Linked DNA regions of Mus musculus: region 2 is linked to region 1. The links are chromatin loops, found by intact Hi-C in ENCODE. Cell type or tissue: left cerebral cortex. All regions are shown on one strand. Links, peaks and the distances in the headings refer to the core of each region. The heading gives the core; the rest is flanking DNA.

Region 1 (8,237 bases), core at 2,004-7,003:
TATGCTAATTCTATGGTGGTCTGGTAGCTTTAAGGGTAACTCACTAAAATCTGGTAACAATCACCTAAAATAAATTGGAGATAGTTGGAGATAGAAGTTTGTAAAATGCAAAAATGGCTTTTGTCCGTGAGCTGAGTGATATGTAGTTCAAATAAAATACTTCAGAAAGGAGAGGTAGGTAGAGAAATATGTTTAAAGCCACACAGGGTAGCTTGGGTTCTCTCTTGGCTCTCTCCTGGTGTTTTTATGTGCATGTTCCCCCTTACTTTATTGGTGGGCAGACACTGCAAGTGGCCTGGGGAAAGAGAGGTAACTTGACAGGCGTCAGGTATATGAAGCAGGGAAGCACACACCGGAACACAGCAAGCCAGCGCACCAGGGAGCCTGGGAATACTAAAGCAAACTTGCTGAGCATGCACTACTTCTGTCCACAGGACATAGTCTTTTTGAGTACTTGGCAGCTTTTCATTCAGAATCAGAAGTCAAGGGTCTCCAGAACTTGATGAGATTTCCAAAGGACTCCAGTGGCTAACTCGATGTTCTTTGTGTCCATCAATAGTTTCTTCTCTCAATGGCCAGAAGAAGTGTGTGGGAAAGCAAATCTTTCCTTAGATAATGCTTTGTGAAAAGTCAAAACATACAGTGACCCAGAGGCCCCTCACCAGAAGGGTATCTGGTTTCTTTTGCCTGTTTCTTAGCTCTGTTTAGCCTCTCAGCTATCCCCAAGGAAATCAGAATATTGCTTCCCTCTCAATAGTATCCATTCCCCTCCCATTTCTTTCTCTCCCTTTCCCCTCCCCTCCCCCCTCTCACACACACACACCTGTGTGTGTATGCACGCACACATGCACCTGCACATATTCTCACATTTGCTACCTTCTTTCCATTTTTAAAATTTTGCCAATGATGAAGTGTGACAATTGGGACAGAAATACTTCTAGAAGCTGATAGCAAGAAAGCAGGTTTCAATGTGAACCTTTGATAAATGTCTCCCATCCCCAGGGAAATTTTAACTCTTCTCTGTACAAAGCATGCCATCTCTTCCCTAGGGCTGTTCAGATGTGAGTCTGTGGCTGTAGCAGCCCCAGCGTATATCCAGGATAAGCCCTGGGCATCTTATCTCTCACACACAATGCTTCCCAGGAGTGGGGCTGTTTTTTTTTTTTTTTTTTTTTTTTTTTTTTTTTTTTTTACTTAAGTTCCTGTGCTATAATGAGCTATGGCCTTGGACATCTCAAAAGAGCCACAGAGAGAATCTTGTCTTACAATATGTGGACAGCTTGAGACAGGCTAGAAAAACAAGCAAGGAAAGAGGAAGACTGCAAAGAAACACATCCACCTTTCACTCATTTGGGGTAGGAAGCCCATTCAAGTACTACTGTGAGATAAAACAGAAACAAATTTGATTGCTTTTTCACAGTCTAGGAACCAATGCCAGTTGTGTGACAAGAATCGTGTTGTCCACTCCCAAGACAGCTGTGCTGGAGAGAAGGAAGAAAATACCATTATAGAGAGATAGAAGCTACAAAACTAGTGGCTGAGGGATTGTCATTTATTAGCCGCTCAAAAGTCATCTCGCTGATGACCTTGAGACACTCCACACCTACATGTATTTATAGCCAACACCAAATTGTCTCTGCCACAGGGAGCTGCTACCAAACTGTTCTTTGTTGTGGCAAAGAGCAGCAGATTAAGTTCAAGTACCTGAGCTTTCCAGCTTCAGCTGCAGTTGATTTGCTCCAGCCACCTCTTCACTGTGTTACACAGCAGAGCCATAACTAGCAATAGAAATAAAGAGCTGGCTCTGCTTGTAGGTGCCAAGCATGAGGCAGAAAGCCCATCTCCCCCACTGTTGGGTAAGGTGAGGATGGCCATTTATGGTTATGTAGGATGTGCGATGAGCAAGGTCCCTAGCCTAAGAGGTGACTCAGTGCTGGGATCCTACCATAATCTCTGCTTGTCAAGAAACATTGGGTGGGGGGCAGATCATATGTATTTCATTTAAGGTTTTAGGAAACACCTTTAAAATATAGCATGTATACCAGAGAAGGCCTAAGTCATAAGTCTTAGGCTTGATTGCTTTTATCTAACTAAACGTACTCACCTATTCACCACTGGGGTAAAACATGAAATGCTAGTAGAACCTCAAGGGAGTCCCTCCAATGGGCATCTTTTAAAGAGTTTGAAACAAGACACCATTGCTTTATTATTAAGCCATTGCTCATGAGGCTGTGAGGACCATAAGGACACTTGCTTTCTTTAGGTCTGCACCTAAGCACTCTATAGAACAGCAAAGTCTAGTGAAAGTGGTCAGTCCTTGGGAATTTACCATAGGTTAAAGAATTACAACTGTGTGCTGAAGAATGTCTCAAGTGGGGAGAGACTCCTTTTTCTGTTCCCTCTGCCAGCTTCTCTTTCTTATAGAACATACCACATAATATCATGATCAGGATAGGAAAGAGAGGGCAAGAATGGGAATCACGTTGCTGAAGGGGCAGGATAGGCAGAATGTGTAACAGGCCAGAGAACATCCCATCCTATGTGAAAAGCAGTCTTGAGCCTGGGTGTTGCCAATCAGCCAAGCTGGAATGGTGGAAGGAAGTCCTGGTCTGGTAGGTGGAAGGGATCACCATCCAGGCCTCTTCAGTATCCTCATATAACTTCTTGTGGGCAGAAGGGAAGGATGTGATATGGTCAGACCCATGCTCTTTGAGACATGATGCTCTCACCTCATATCAACAATGGCCTCTCAAGATGATCTTCTCAAATAATACACTCTCTGCCTTTCTCCCCAAAGACCGTAATTTGAAGCCCATTGCTTTGTTCCTTGGGAAAAAGTTGGGAACTCTCATCGAACAATAGTTGTATAAATTACAGCTGCCATTTTTTTAAATGATATTTTTTTTTATTTTCTACCTGATGCACCTTTCCCAAAGGTTTCAAGTTAGAGGGCACCTGGGATGCCTAATGAGTAGCCACTGTTTGGCCAGGGATTGGACCTTCAGCTAGTAGAGTGGCATGTGTGGTGTCACATCAGAGAATCTACAGCAGGAAGTGTTCCTTCTTTTTGCCCCAAATGTCCAGTGTATGGTCCAGTGAACGATTGACAGATATGACTGTCCATAACGAAATTTTGTCATTTTGTCTGTCATTTTCTTTATGGACTCGTTGAATGTTCACACTTAATGACTGCAAAAGTGGCGACTTCAGTGCAAAGGGTATGGGTCTGGGCCAAGAAACTTCAGCATTCCCAGCACATGGCTCACACCGAGAATTCTATCAGACTGATTTTCATGAAAAGGTGTGTCAGGCTGGTTCACCCTGTGCGGCTGCACACCCGGAACACCTGTCCGACTGTAACTAGAGGAATATTTCTCATAGTCCAGAGCGGAGTCTCCCTGCCAGCACCGGCCGTGGCTTTCAGCCCATTCTCTCCTAGCAAAGCTGCTTAGTCCTTAAATCGCAAGGAGTTGGTTTTCAGCCAGGCAGCAGCGGGGGTGGGAGTGGGGGTGGGTGGTAGAGACAGGACTAAGCAGGGCATTCTGCCCAGTGCTAGCCAGAGTCCCATCTGCTCCAAGCAATAACTTGTTCAATATGGCAGCCTTGGTTGGAGCTTCTCTCTGTCTAAGCCCCTCTGCTGCCTGTTCCTTTCTTTCTGGTCATCAGTCACCTGATAAACTACTTAAGTCCCGATCTGATCTCTGAAGCTGTTTTCAGGGACTCCTGAACAAAACAGACAGGGTCCTTACAATGTATTTAACTCCGAGGTGCACCCCAGGAGGCACTGAGGAACTGCTATTTGACTATACGCCCCCTTCCAGGAAGTGTGCATTTCTTTTATGAGGAGAAAAGAAGAAAATGGCTCCAACGCCTGAACTCTCTAAAATATTAACAATCCTGACTAGGAGCCAGGACTGGGCTAAGCTGGTTTGCACAATGTTATGTTTTGAGTGGATCCTTAAGAAACATACTGGAGACTCAATCCCACTATAACAGTGTTAGGAGGCGTTTCTCTTCAGAAAGCTTCACTTCCTCCCTCCTCTCTCTCCCTTCCCTCTGTCTGCTTTCTTTCCTACCTCATCATCCTCTCATCCTCTCTTGCTCTTTTCAGTCATGGAAGATGCAGCAGAAGGCCCTTGCCCTTGGCCAGCCTCTTGATCTTGGATTTCCCAGTTGCTAGAACTGTGAGGGAGTACAGTTCTATTTTTTTAATAGATGCTCTGGTCTGTGGTATTCTGTTATAGCAGTGCAAAGCTGACTAACACACAGAGATTATCTCATTAATTCCTTGGCAGCTTCCTGGGAAGACTGATACAAGTAGTGCCTCCCTGTGGAAAGAGGCAACCGACTTTTGAATGTTATACTGCTATATGGTAAGGTTCACATTTGAGTCAGTCATTGGTGACCTGTACACAAGCTCAGAACTCCTGAGTGGTGGGTGAGGCCTAGTCGAACTCACTATTGCCTCAGGATTAGCAAACTATGCTGATATGAGAGCCCATAAGCACACTACCTAAGGAAACCCCAAATCACAGGGCTCTTAAGACATCTCTTCATCCCATGCACCTGAAAAAGGCTCCCCCTCACCTAAGGTCACGGGTTTATATTCATTGCCACCAAATCTCACCTTTTTAAGACATAGCTCATTTCAGGATGTCAACGTTTTGTGACCCTATTTCAGCTCTCAAACAGTTAAGTCAGAGTTAATTAGCCGTGATTTCAGCAAAATCTACATACTAGATATTGAAGTCACTAAGCTCATGGTGTTTAGTGTGGTAGTTCAGTTTTGGCCAGTGATTCAGGGACAGAAATTATATGCATGCTTTCTTGGTCTAATTTCCCTTGTCACCCGATCCCCCATTTTCTCTCTTTCCCTACCTGTTAAGCATAAGGGAATTCCTGAGGAGCCAGCAAATGGCAAGCTGAAGGTATAAGGCCCTCAGGCTTCTGAGTCACTGTGTGGATAGGCGCTTGCTGAATACTCACTGTGTGGATAGGCGCTTGCTGAATACTGTGGAGTTGTGGAAATTTGCAAGAGTGATAAGTAGACTTCTCTGTTAGTAAACTACTAAAATCTATTAAATCACTTATGATTAGCATGGATCAACAAGACACTTTTTGTTTGTCCTTCCTTCTAGGTTTATGGTGTCCCTAAGGTGGGTTTTGATGGTTTTAGAGACTTGATGCTAATCATTTAGGAGATGCTGGGAACCATAGGGAACCACCAGACTCAGCAGAGGTAGCATGGGCAAATGACAGATGTGGGCTGCAGCTTACAGCAGACAGTGTGAGCTCATGCAAAGGTCTTTTGGCAAAGGCTTTCCTCCTGTCCATTTGTTCACCCGAGAATTGCTGTAAGCAATTAACAGATCCTAATAGGACCTAACCAAAAATAAATAAATAAACTCCCATTGAGTCCAGAGAGTTCTGTGGACTTGCTCAAAGCCCCTTAATGGGCTGACAGCAAAGCTGTGTGACAACTTTGGTTTTTGTGGGTGACTCAAGGTCGCTTGAAGAACATTGCCCCTTCTGACATTTATTGCTCGAATGGTTCATCCAAGTCACCCGAATCCTTTAAGTACAAGCAGCGGCTTTCCTTTCAGAGTGATTCCAAATAACTCCAGCAGCCATGAAAACAAAGGCCTGTCTCCTGTCAAAGGCTCCAGCCCATGACCAAACCCAAGACCTGCCTAAATGCCACCAGTGGACAGAGAATTAACATATTTCCTTATTGCTAGGAAACAGAAGTTCAGTAATTATATTACACCTAATAAGAGACCTGGGTTTCCAGACTTTTACATTTGTATCTGTAAATATTAGCTTTCCCGTTGAAGCAGCTTGCTTTCAACCTCTTGTACTTTCAACGTTTAATTAAAAGTCTCCCAGAACTCATTATATTCTGCCCTCCAAAAGCTGGCTAAGCACAAGCATTCTTTGCCATTGTAGCTCTTTCCTCTTAGATGTTCTTTTGTGTAACTCACTGAAGCCATGCTCTGAAACCCAGAGTCTGGGCAGGTTTATCAGAGTTCTGCTGTTAGTGTATACCAGAGATAAAGGCTGAACATCTGCATATGCTCACCTGGACAAAGGGGACGGAGATAACAGCCCAGTTCCTCTTAGCATCTTCCAAGGATGGGATGAGATCCCACGGCCTGGCACATAGCACAGTTAGTACGGGTGGCGCTCTGCCTTCTCTCTTCTATATTTACTACAGAAGTACAACTCCAGGAAAGGAACTTTTCGCAGGTGGTTCCAATGGGTATTGTTGAAAGACTTATCACATTTCCTTGCCTTTACTACTTCAGTACATAACTGCCCAACTCCTGCTTGCAAGCCCCTGCCTCTTTCTTAAGAACCCCATTCTGACTTTGAGAGTTGGCTTTATCTATGTCCAGAAATGTCAGGGCTTCATTTGTCATGGGTAACCAAGTTCTCAGAAGAGTTAAACGCCAGCCACCTACATTATCAGGTTTATATGTGACCTTTCCATGTGTTCTTTTCCTTGTCTCATCTTCCCTCTCCTTGACCAACACTGACACATAACCTACACAGTGTGAATCCTTGACATTGGCTGGGTCTGTTTTCCAGATATCTTAAACAAGACTGATACTGGTGCATGTATATGTATCTATGTATTCTAGACTGGACTCGGAATCAGATCTGTGAATTCTGCTTCTACTCTGTTTCAACTCAAGGAGTTTTCTTCTTTCTGGACAGAAGAATGCTTCAGGTGGCCATCAAGTCAGTACATGTGAGCAAGGACATTGGCTCCATGACAGTCATGGAGAAAAGGGGCAGAGGTTATGAGAACTGACCATGGCAATTGGTCACATTACATAATACACTAGGTCAGATGTTATAAGGCAATAAAACAAACATGGGATTATTGACAAGGTCAGTTCTGGCTAATGGTAACACAGAGTATGTTAAACCATCTTTGTGCTTTTTGGTAATTAAAAAAAAAATCTCAGGAATGGTGAGATGGCTCAGAGAGCAAACACACTTGCCAGTAAGCCCAGTGGCCTGAGTTAAATCCTCAGGACCCACAGCATGGAAAGAGAAAACAGATTCCTACAAGTCATCTACTCACCTCCACTTGTGTGCCTTGTCATGTGCCCACCCCAATAAATGAATACAATATAAATCTAAACAATGAACCGTATTGCTAATGAAATAAAGAATATGGATACATACACACACACACACACACACATATACATACACACACACACACACATACACACACATACACACACACACATACATACACACACACACACACACACACACACACACACACACTCTCACACACACACACACACATATGCATAGTAAACTTGCTAAGATAAGTTTCTAGCTTGGAAACTAAAATCATTAAATTCCAGGTAAGAATGGAAAGAAATTTTAAGAGAGAAGAAATCAATAAAATTGAAAATATAAAAATATTTCAATAAAACCCAGAGCCCTATGAAAAGATCAATACAATTTGTAGTTCTATCTAGTTTAAAATACAAAATATTGAACAACACAAATAATTGGAATTAAAAACTGAAAATAGAGCTATACCATCATTAACATAGTAATGAAAGAATAGTATCACAATCCTATGCCCATAAAGTTGAGCACACAGATGAAATAAACCTAAAAGTTATAATCTACCAAAAACTCAATCAAGAGGTAAATAATATGGATAGGTTTATATCACTGAAGAAACCAAATCAATAACCAGTATTCTAAAAGAGGAATTAATAACCTTGGAAGGAGTACAGATCTCAGGTGAATGCACTAGTGAGGTGAACAAGCATTTGATGAAGGATCATATCACTTCTCTGTGGTCTTTTCTAGAAAGTAGAAAGAAAGAGGATACTTCTTAGCCTGTATCATAAGCTCAGTATTTTCCTAGTACCAAAAGTAGATGGGGGAAATTAAAGTTTCCTACTACAAAGTAGTGTCTCTCATGATATTCGTTGTAAAAACTCCTCAATAAAATAAGAGCAAGCTAAATTCAACGATATAGAAACGTTAAAATAATGACTGACTGAGATTTGTTCCAAGTCTTCAAAGACAAATAAATGCTCAAAATCAATTAATACGCCTCATGGTGTCAATAGGCTGAAGAAGGAAAAAACATATATGATCATTTCAACAGGCGCAGAAAAACTCTTGGCAGACTAGGAATAGAAAGGAATGTGCTAAAAACATCCTTTAAAAATCTATACCTACTGTTATATTTATCA
Region 2 (8,237 bases), core at 1,586-6,585, 210 kb after region 1:
GCAGCGCACAGTGACCCTTCTCTCGAAAATCTGATGGACCCGTGACAAAGATGGGAAATGAGGCTGGTTAAGATGGAGTCTTACCCAGTGATGTGGCCCAGTCAGGTGAGTTCCCCGGGGATACTCCCCAACAGGACCTTCCTCTGCTAATGCTGTCATTTGCAATGGCCTCACCTAATCACGAGGCACACAAAGACACACAAGTTCTCCTGGCTATTAAAGGCACTGATTAGAAAAATGCAACAACATAAATGGACAAGAAGTACTTTACTGCTTACAGGAGTCCACAGGAGTCAACAGAAACTTCAGGACTACTGCACGTATTTAGAAGTAGGAGAGACGATGCATGTGGATGGAGTGAGACAGACTACAAAAGGAACTCACAGGTAAAGCAGCTGTTGGCAATTAGAGCTGTGACCTCAGAAATGAAAGCCTGTGTCAGAGTAGGAAACCTGGGCCACACAAGGTGGTCCCATGGGTAAAATGGCTTCCTGTGCAAGTCTGATGACCTGAGTGAGGTCCTCAGACCCTACTGAAGGCAGAAGCAGAGAACTGATTCTACCAGTTAACCTTCTGACCTCCACACACATGCTTCTGACACATGACACACATCATACACACACACACACACACACACACACACACACACATCAAGTAAAGTTTATTTTTAAGGGGAGGAAAGTTCTTAAAAAAAAAAAAAACTTGTGGAAGAGCTGGAGAGATGGCTCAGAGATTAAGAATACTGGCTGCTATGCCACAGGACCTGAGTTTGATCCCCAGCTCCCATATGACAGCTTGGAACCCTCTATAACTCCAGTCCTAGAGGATCCAACATTCACTTCTAGCCTCCTCAGGCACTAGGCATACATGTGGTACACAGACATACATGTAGTCAAAATGCCCACATGTGTAAATATAAATAGGTAGGTAGAGAGAGAGAGAGAGAGAGGAGAGAGAGAGAGAGAGAGAGAACCAATAACATTAGTAGACATCAGAGCAAAGGTCTGGCGCAATTACATATTACTGTATACTTACCTGTGAGAAGCAAGGCAGAAGGATCATGAGTTCAAGGCCAGCCTGAGCTGTATAACAAAGTTTATCTCAAACAGAAAAAAAATCAATAAAAAAGGTGAAAGTAGAAAAAAAAAGACAGTCTAGGAGGTACCCTTAGGAACCCAAGTGAACAAGGATGTGAACATCACAGAGGGCAAGTCTCCAGGCCTGGGTGACATTCACTTCCAGATTTGAAGACTAAGAGCCTGGACAGACACATACCCACAGCAGTCTTTATAACATCACTGGCACTGGGAGCAAATAGCACATGAGAAGCAGAGAAAATCACATACATGTCTGACAAAAAAGGAGATGGAGTCTAAAAGCAGTAAAAAACCAGGACAGCATCAGACTTCTTAATGGCATCTTTAAAGAAAGATAGCCAAGAGACATCATCAGATCCTCAGGGAAAATGAGGTCCACCCTACATTCTTTTCCTTTTATCTTAGATTTAAGGTCAGCCTTAAAACCATAGCCCTCCTGCCTCTGCTCTCCCAAGTTCTAGCATTACAGGTGGGTAACCTAAATTATGAGCCCGATCTATCTGACATGTGGGGTCAGGAGAAGGATTATATCTTCAAACATACAGGGTGTCAACCCTGTGCTTTCTCTGCCTTATTATGGGGGCATCTGGAACATGTGATATCCAAAACGACAAGTGCAGGGATGCACCGAGAGGGATACACACATGACTTCCTGGAAGACACTTCCGGGGCAGAGTGGAGAGAGATGTGTGCAGCATAGAGCTGAGGGAAGGTGGCAAGATGACAGCTAGACAGCAAGATGACCAAGCCACCTGAGCAGACAACGAAAGGCCGGAAGAATCTGGATGGAGATCACTTCCAAGAGAACCCCCCCCCCCCGCCCCCGGAGAACTTAATGTCAGCATACACATGGGGATAAGACGAGGCTGAGAGAAGAGAGTTTGGCCTGAAATTGTAGCAAAGGTTTAGCCAGCTAAGTTAGAAGAGAGTAGATTTACATTCAGAACTGAAAATTGTGAGTTCAGTGTGTTTCACAGCTCAGCGACATGGAGCCTTTACATGGTCACATACAGTGAGCGTTGCATATTAACCTAGCCCACTGAGGCTCAGACTTGGCACCCACATTTGCCAAGAATCCTAATGCCCACACCACACTCTGCAACAGTCCATTAGCATCTCTGGGTAAGATGGAGACACAAGTGAAGCTCAGAATTCCCGAGGTGACACAGCAGAGAAGACCGGGGAGCAGGAGCTCACCAAAGAGATGATTTTCACCTTCGGCTCTGCTCCTCATCTGTGGTCGCAACTGCTTATAATCCCAGCTTTTAACTGTCGGCTTCATGTCCCACCAGCCCACTAAGTCAAACTGTCCATAAATGAATATTTCACATTCTGTCTGGAAAATGACATTATTGACATCGTGGTGTCGATGTGTAATGGCAGACTGCTCACTGTGGCCCCTTTGTTCTCCCGTGTCCTCCATAGGTTCAAATTCTGGTGGCAGACCAGAGTTAAAAAAAAAAAAAGTCTTTTATCCAAGCTGTAACAAAGCAGCAATGTAAAGGGGGAAATGAAGAGGAACATTGTCAATACTGCAAAAGCTACAAATGGGAAATTCCCTAAACCAGGTAGCAGCTGAGCTGGTTTTATCTGCTCACCCTCCCAGGAACACATAGCTACTGCCGAGCAAAGACTGGATGCTAGATTGCATGGTTTAAATGAGCAACTGGCACTGGTCTTTTCTGACCCCTAGAGCTCCCTGCTAATCCTGAACTCCAAACTTCATATCATAGCCAACCACTTCCATGGTCCCCGTGTGGTTTCAAGTCCATCGAATTTTCACATAAGGCTCAAAAAATGCATATGGCTGTTCTAGTCCCACAAGCATGGACATGATTCAAACAGGAGGGGGAGGATTTAGCCACACAGCTTCCACGTTATAGTTAACTACACTTGAACCCCCCCCCCCCCCCCGTCTAACTTTTGCCAATCTAATTATCCAAAAATAAAAAATAAAAAAGACATCATCTTGGTTATTTTTATGTTCCAATTTCCCACTTGATAATTAAGGGTGGAAAATGTTATTTGTGGCTATTGGCCACCTGCAGTTAGTTGCATCTCTGTCAGTTGTCTGCCTGCATTTATTTTTGTGCACTTTTCTAGGAGTTTGCCTAACTCCACCCCTCCCCCCATCCCTCCCCCTCCCCATCTTCTACTTTCCCTTTGTTTCCCAGATTCCAGAACCTCCAAAGTATCACATGCTGCTCCAGGACACAGTGCATTTCTCATTCGTATCTCCAACAATTCTTCAAAGGTAGCTACACTGTCTCGCTTCTCACAAAGACAAAAGATAGATACTGAGTATCATCTCAGATACAACTGTCAGCCCAACAACCAGTACTGCCTGATTAAAGAGGGCAAATATAAAGAGGCCCAGGTCTCTTGCCCTGAAATCCCAGAAAGGACTCCTTCCAAGGAATCCACTGAGATGAATTTCACAAAAAGGCAGCTAACAAAGATGGTGATGGGGTAGGGAAGCCATCAAAGCCTAAGACTAGCAACAGTGAGGAGCATGGCCCATCCCAAGGCAGAAGTGGATAGAGAGAACAGCACGTGAAGTGCTGGAAGCCCATCATCCCTTGGCTCATAGCAAATCTTGCATCCTCACTACTTCTCATTCTCAGATCCTACATGACAGGATCTTGTTTGAAACTATTTGCAAGCAATGAATAAGACTGGCTGTCAAATAAACTCTACTGAATCAGAACCTGGCAGCCATCAGCCAAAAAGCCTCAAATTACTCTCCTGAGATCATAACCCACTTGCAATGTGACTCTATGGATATTTTTGGAACCCCCTAGACCTCAGTTTCCCCATTAGGATAGTCTCTGTGATATCCTTCTGTCTGTTACCCAAACACACGCATAGAGATTCTCCTTGTGTGCAAGGAACACTCCTTATAGAAGCAAGAGTTGCCAAAGTCCTGCACTATCAGCCAGCTTCCACCAGGCCTTGGAATGCTCAGCAAATAGCTAGTTTTGCAACTCTTTTGGCTTTGCCAACCCTCCAGGGTAAGAAAAAAAAAATCTTCCCACAAGGATTCAAGGCTTGCAAGGAGAGGAAATCTTTGAGAAAAATCTGGGTTGATGAGCAGCTAAGAAAAGGCAGGAGGAAAGAAACACTTCTATATATGTTTGTGCAGAAAATAGAAAAGGTTGAAAGCAACGTGTTTCTAAAATACTGCTTCTATGAAACCAACCTTCTGTTACTCCTTACTCCTTGGCTGACTGAAAAAGGCAGGGCGATTCCCTGTCTTGTGTTCACATCCTCTCTGCCAGTGCTGGAGAATATAGCCATATGCAGCTTCGACACAGGCATGGCCTGGTTCAAATCCTACCACTCTCCAACTGATACCAGGCACAGCCTGGCACTGTTCTTCATCCCAGTGATCTCCAAAGAGAAATGGGTAACTGTGTCAAATCTCCAAGACTAGAACTTACAAAAATACACACATGTCAGCAAGCAGGGGCCTAAAACATGGTACGGGGTTTGTTCTGTTTTGTTTTGATCGTGGGCATTAAAATTCAGAAACCAAAAAGGCTTGTAAACAAGCATAACAAATATATTTTGAGCTCCTGGTACGGGCTGGGTGATAGGGGTGACATGTCAGAATAGATCACAGGGTCTCCGACCTCCCGGAGCTCAGAATCCAGTGAGCAGGAATGTTACTCAAACACTGACCAAATAAATAGATAGCTGCCGACTTTGATAAATACAGTCAACAGAAAGCAGTGTTTCCAGAGGACGCTGTGGGGAGTCTAATATAGTCCAGAGGACCTTGGCCTGGCCATGAAGGATTAAGTAACTGCAGAATTGAAGGATTAGTTAGTTGTGGTGGACACAGCAGTACAGTGGACCTGCGCATGGGAGAAATCTGGGACCAGAAAGGTCACATCCTTGGGAAGTAACAGAAAAAGTCAAGTAAAATCAGAAAAGGGAAGTCCAAGGGAGGGGCTATTGAGCTAGGGGTCTGCAGGCTGCACCCCAAGCCCTCTGATGAGTAAGAGTCCATGGAAGCAAAGACGGACTCTCGGGTTTGCAGTTCGAAACCCTATAGTAGCTCCTTCATCAGTAGTTACCTCCCATCTCCATATCAAATAAGATGAACAGCAATTAAATTTCATGATTGGAGAACATTTCAAAGATATTGCACATGTGCATGAATTTACAGTATATATTCACATGGGTGTATATGCAAATATCTGCATGCAAATGCATATTATATACTTCCTTTATTCAACCACTGGCCACTTTGGGCCATGCCTTCACTCACTCCTAAGTTACAATCCCTTCAGATCTCCAGATGTTTCCAAATACATCAATCATCGTATCTCCCATTATACTGAGAAAGCAGAGACTCTATGTCCCCACTGTTTCAACCTGGCTGGCATTGTTTCTGCCTCGACCAGCAGAAGACCACCATGGCAACAGCACTCTGTGACTTCTGAAGCCAGAGCCTAAAATTTAAGCCCTTCCATCTTGTTTTCAGGAGTGCTGTCTTAGAACCTGGCTGCCATGCTCTGAGGAAGTTCAAGCTGAGCCCCATGGAAAGGCCATGGGTTGGTCTGTGTCAACATCCACATCAGCCCTTATCCATGGGTGTGATGTCCTCTGGGATGATTCCAGAGCTGACTGTCAAATCGGGTGGCTCAGACTTGCAGTTTTCACAGCCGTGGCCTGTGACATAATGGAGTAGAGAAAAGCCATCTGGAACTTGCCCATCCAAACTCCTGAGCCAATTATCCATGAGCAGGAAAGGTGAACAGCTGTTTGGAGTCAAGGTTGGAGCTCATTTGTTAGATAGCCATAATAATGGACATATAAAATATATATCCATGTGTCATACACACACACATACACACATGTGTACACACAGATGTATGTATTTGTGTGTGTGTTCAAATATATGTTTTTTCTTAGTTACACCTCTTAGAACTTCCTAGAGATACGCACAAAAGTGTTTGTGTGTATGTGTGAGATTTTTTTTTTAACCCCTACTCCTGGAGAAAGATGACCATGTATCAAGAAAAGTGAAACACTTCTAAGCCACTCAATACATATAAAAGTAATCTGTTCTCATTGCAAGAATAAATGAAAACTTCATTAGCAAATCTAACACCTTATTTAAATTGGCTTTGAACACAGAGATCAAAAAGGAGATCTTCATTGGCAACCACTAAATAGGGCACCTGGGTTTTGTGTGTCCCCTGCTGCAGGCTCTCAGCACTGAAGACAGTGTTTGCCAGCGAGGTAAATGCACAGAAAGTGTGCTTGGCACAGGGCCTGGCACTTGGGATGCCCAAACTGTAGTTGTTATCATTATTATTGCTTTTGTTGTAGTTAGAATTAAGAATTCTCCTCATTCCAGCACTAACTCTTCCTGACCTAAATTAAACAATCCTCATGTCCTAGCTACACAGAAGGAGAAAACAAAAACAGTATAGATTCTTTTCTATACTTCTAACCAAATACAGAGCTTTGCAAAACAGAAGCAAACTTTTTAGTATATAACCAAATCTGGATTTACTTAGAAATTAAGAAAGAGATCCTAAATTCCATGATTAGAAATGTTAGACATTATGTAACATAACTGCCATACACCTCTATTTGGACTTTCTTATAAAAAGAACTAACCACCCTTTTTATAAGAAAGAAAAAGAACAAGGTGGGGGTGGGAATCATGGGAAACAAGCCTCTGAGAAGATATCTGGTTATCTTTAATAATTACCACATGCCTTTAAACATAAAAATTACCTTTGGTTATTAGGAAGGTACCCCCCCCATGACCATATGAACACCACAGTCTTGCACCCTGAAGCAAGAAACAGAGCTGAGAACAAAGGTCACCTAAGGTTGGTTTATACCTCCACACCTCACTTCCTATATGACTTCACTCAGTCACCTTTTGTGAGTCCCAGTATCTTTAAAATGAGGTGAATTTTGAACCCTTTGCCAATGACACAAGGATAGTATGTAGAATGCCCCCCCCCCAAATTTCAGGATAAGAGTCTCTGCCCTGATGTTTATAATACTAAATGGCAATTCCCTAGGCAAAAATATCATTGGAAGATCTCTATGTGGTAAATAATCTGTTTAAAATTATCTCGAAAGAAGACTGTGTCTTGCTGCTCCAACACGGCTGTGCTTCACCTATTGAAAACATCAGTATCTAATGCAAGAAAAGGTGACTAGAGACCGAATTAAGACTAGCAAGTCATAGAGTTGGGGGTGGGGGCTGTAAACAGAGCCTGCGTAGCAAGGTCATTAGCATTGTTGGGTTTTTCCCAACTAAGTCTTCTTGCTATGCATGGAAGTGTTCATAAACTGGACATTAGCAGACAGGCTAGAGAAGTGAGAAAGAGAAGAGAAAGATAAACAAGAGAAGGAATGAGATGGGGGCATGCTATGGAATGATGTCTGAGTCAGTAACACCTGGAGAGAAATGTCAGGAAAACTATCTCAAAAGGGAAGAGTAGTCATCAGATTCTAAGTTCACAGTGTGTGATGCCTTATCAGCCCAGATATTCCAGCATCTGGTGGTAGCAGGAACGGAAACCCCTGCAATTGATCCACTTAATCCTATGGATCACATTCAACATCCAGGACAAATGTCTTTTATGCCCTGCAAAGTGCTGGGAAGCCTGTTACTCACAGGCTCCAACCTGTAGAGAAACGGCCACCAAGTGATTTGGAATAACTCTTGCCAACGGAAGCATAAACTATCTGCTGGCTTCCACTCACCCTCTTCGGGACAGTCAGTGCATACTACTTAGCAGGTCTGAATCTTCCCTTGGAAAAAAGTCTCACTTCATTCAAATAGTACAGCCCACCTCCCTCATGTCAGTACCCAGGGCCAGAAAATCAGAGATTCAAAAGCAATAGAGAGAGTCATGGAGTCTAAGGGTTTTGCTGAAGACCAGGCCCGCTTCTCTCCTATTACCATATATGATGAAGTCCGTAGAGAGATCTGCTAAGTTCAGAATGACCCCTGAGTTTCACCATGAGGCACCACACCAGCCATGGTGAGGGAAAACCCTTTCTTGATTGATGGCACCTTTTAAAATGTCACCATCGCTATCAAAATGCTTTTATTGTGTGCTTCAAAGCACCACGTATTAGAACTGTGCCTATCTTAACAGT

The links. A loop is a pair of places that touch in the nucleus more often than their neighbours do. Peaks named below come from ENCODE experiments on the same cell type or tissue, not always from the same donor. Only the 100,000 strongest peaks of a DNase experiment are listed, where the experiment ranks them.
Region 2: it touches region 1 in a loop (11-fold over the local background); 2 of 42 quality-filtered maps call a loop at or near these places.

The regions. Positions count from the first base shown.
Region 1 is chr2:145,378,824-145,387,060 of GRCm38, reverse strand. All of the region lies in intron 2 of Slc24a3 (solute carrier family 24 (sodium/potassium/calcium exchanger), member 3), which reads right to left. Among named protein-coding and RNA genes, the nearest start is that of Gm52528, 21 kb to the right of the region's middle. In left cerebral cortex, for the core only: no CTCF peak of the experiment used is centred there; DNase peaks (open chromatin) are centred at 3,563 and 4,239; H3K27ac peaks cover 947 bases.
Region 2 is chr2:145,169,203-145,177,439 of GRCm38, reverse strand. All of the region lies in intron 1 of Slc24a3 (solute carrier family 24 (sodium/potassium/calcium exchanger), member 3), which reads right to left. Among named protein-coding and RNA genes, the nearest start is that of Slc24a3, 5.5 kb to the right of the region's middle. In left cerebral cortex, for the core only: a CTCF peak has its summit at 4,040; DNase peaks (open chromatin) are centred at 4,170 and 4,283; H3K27ac peaks cover 763 bases.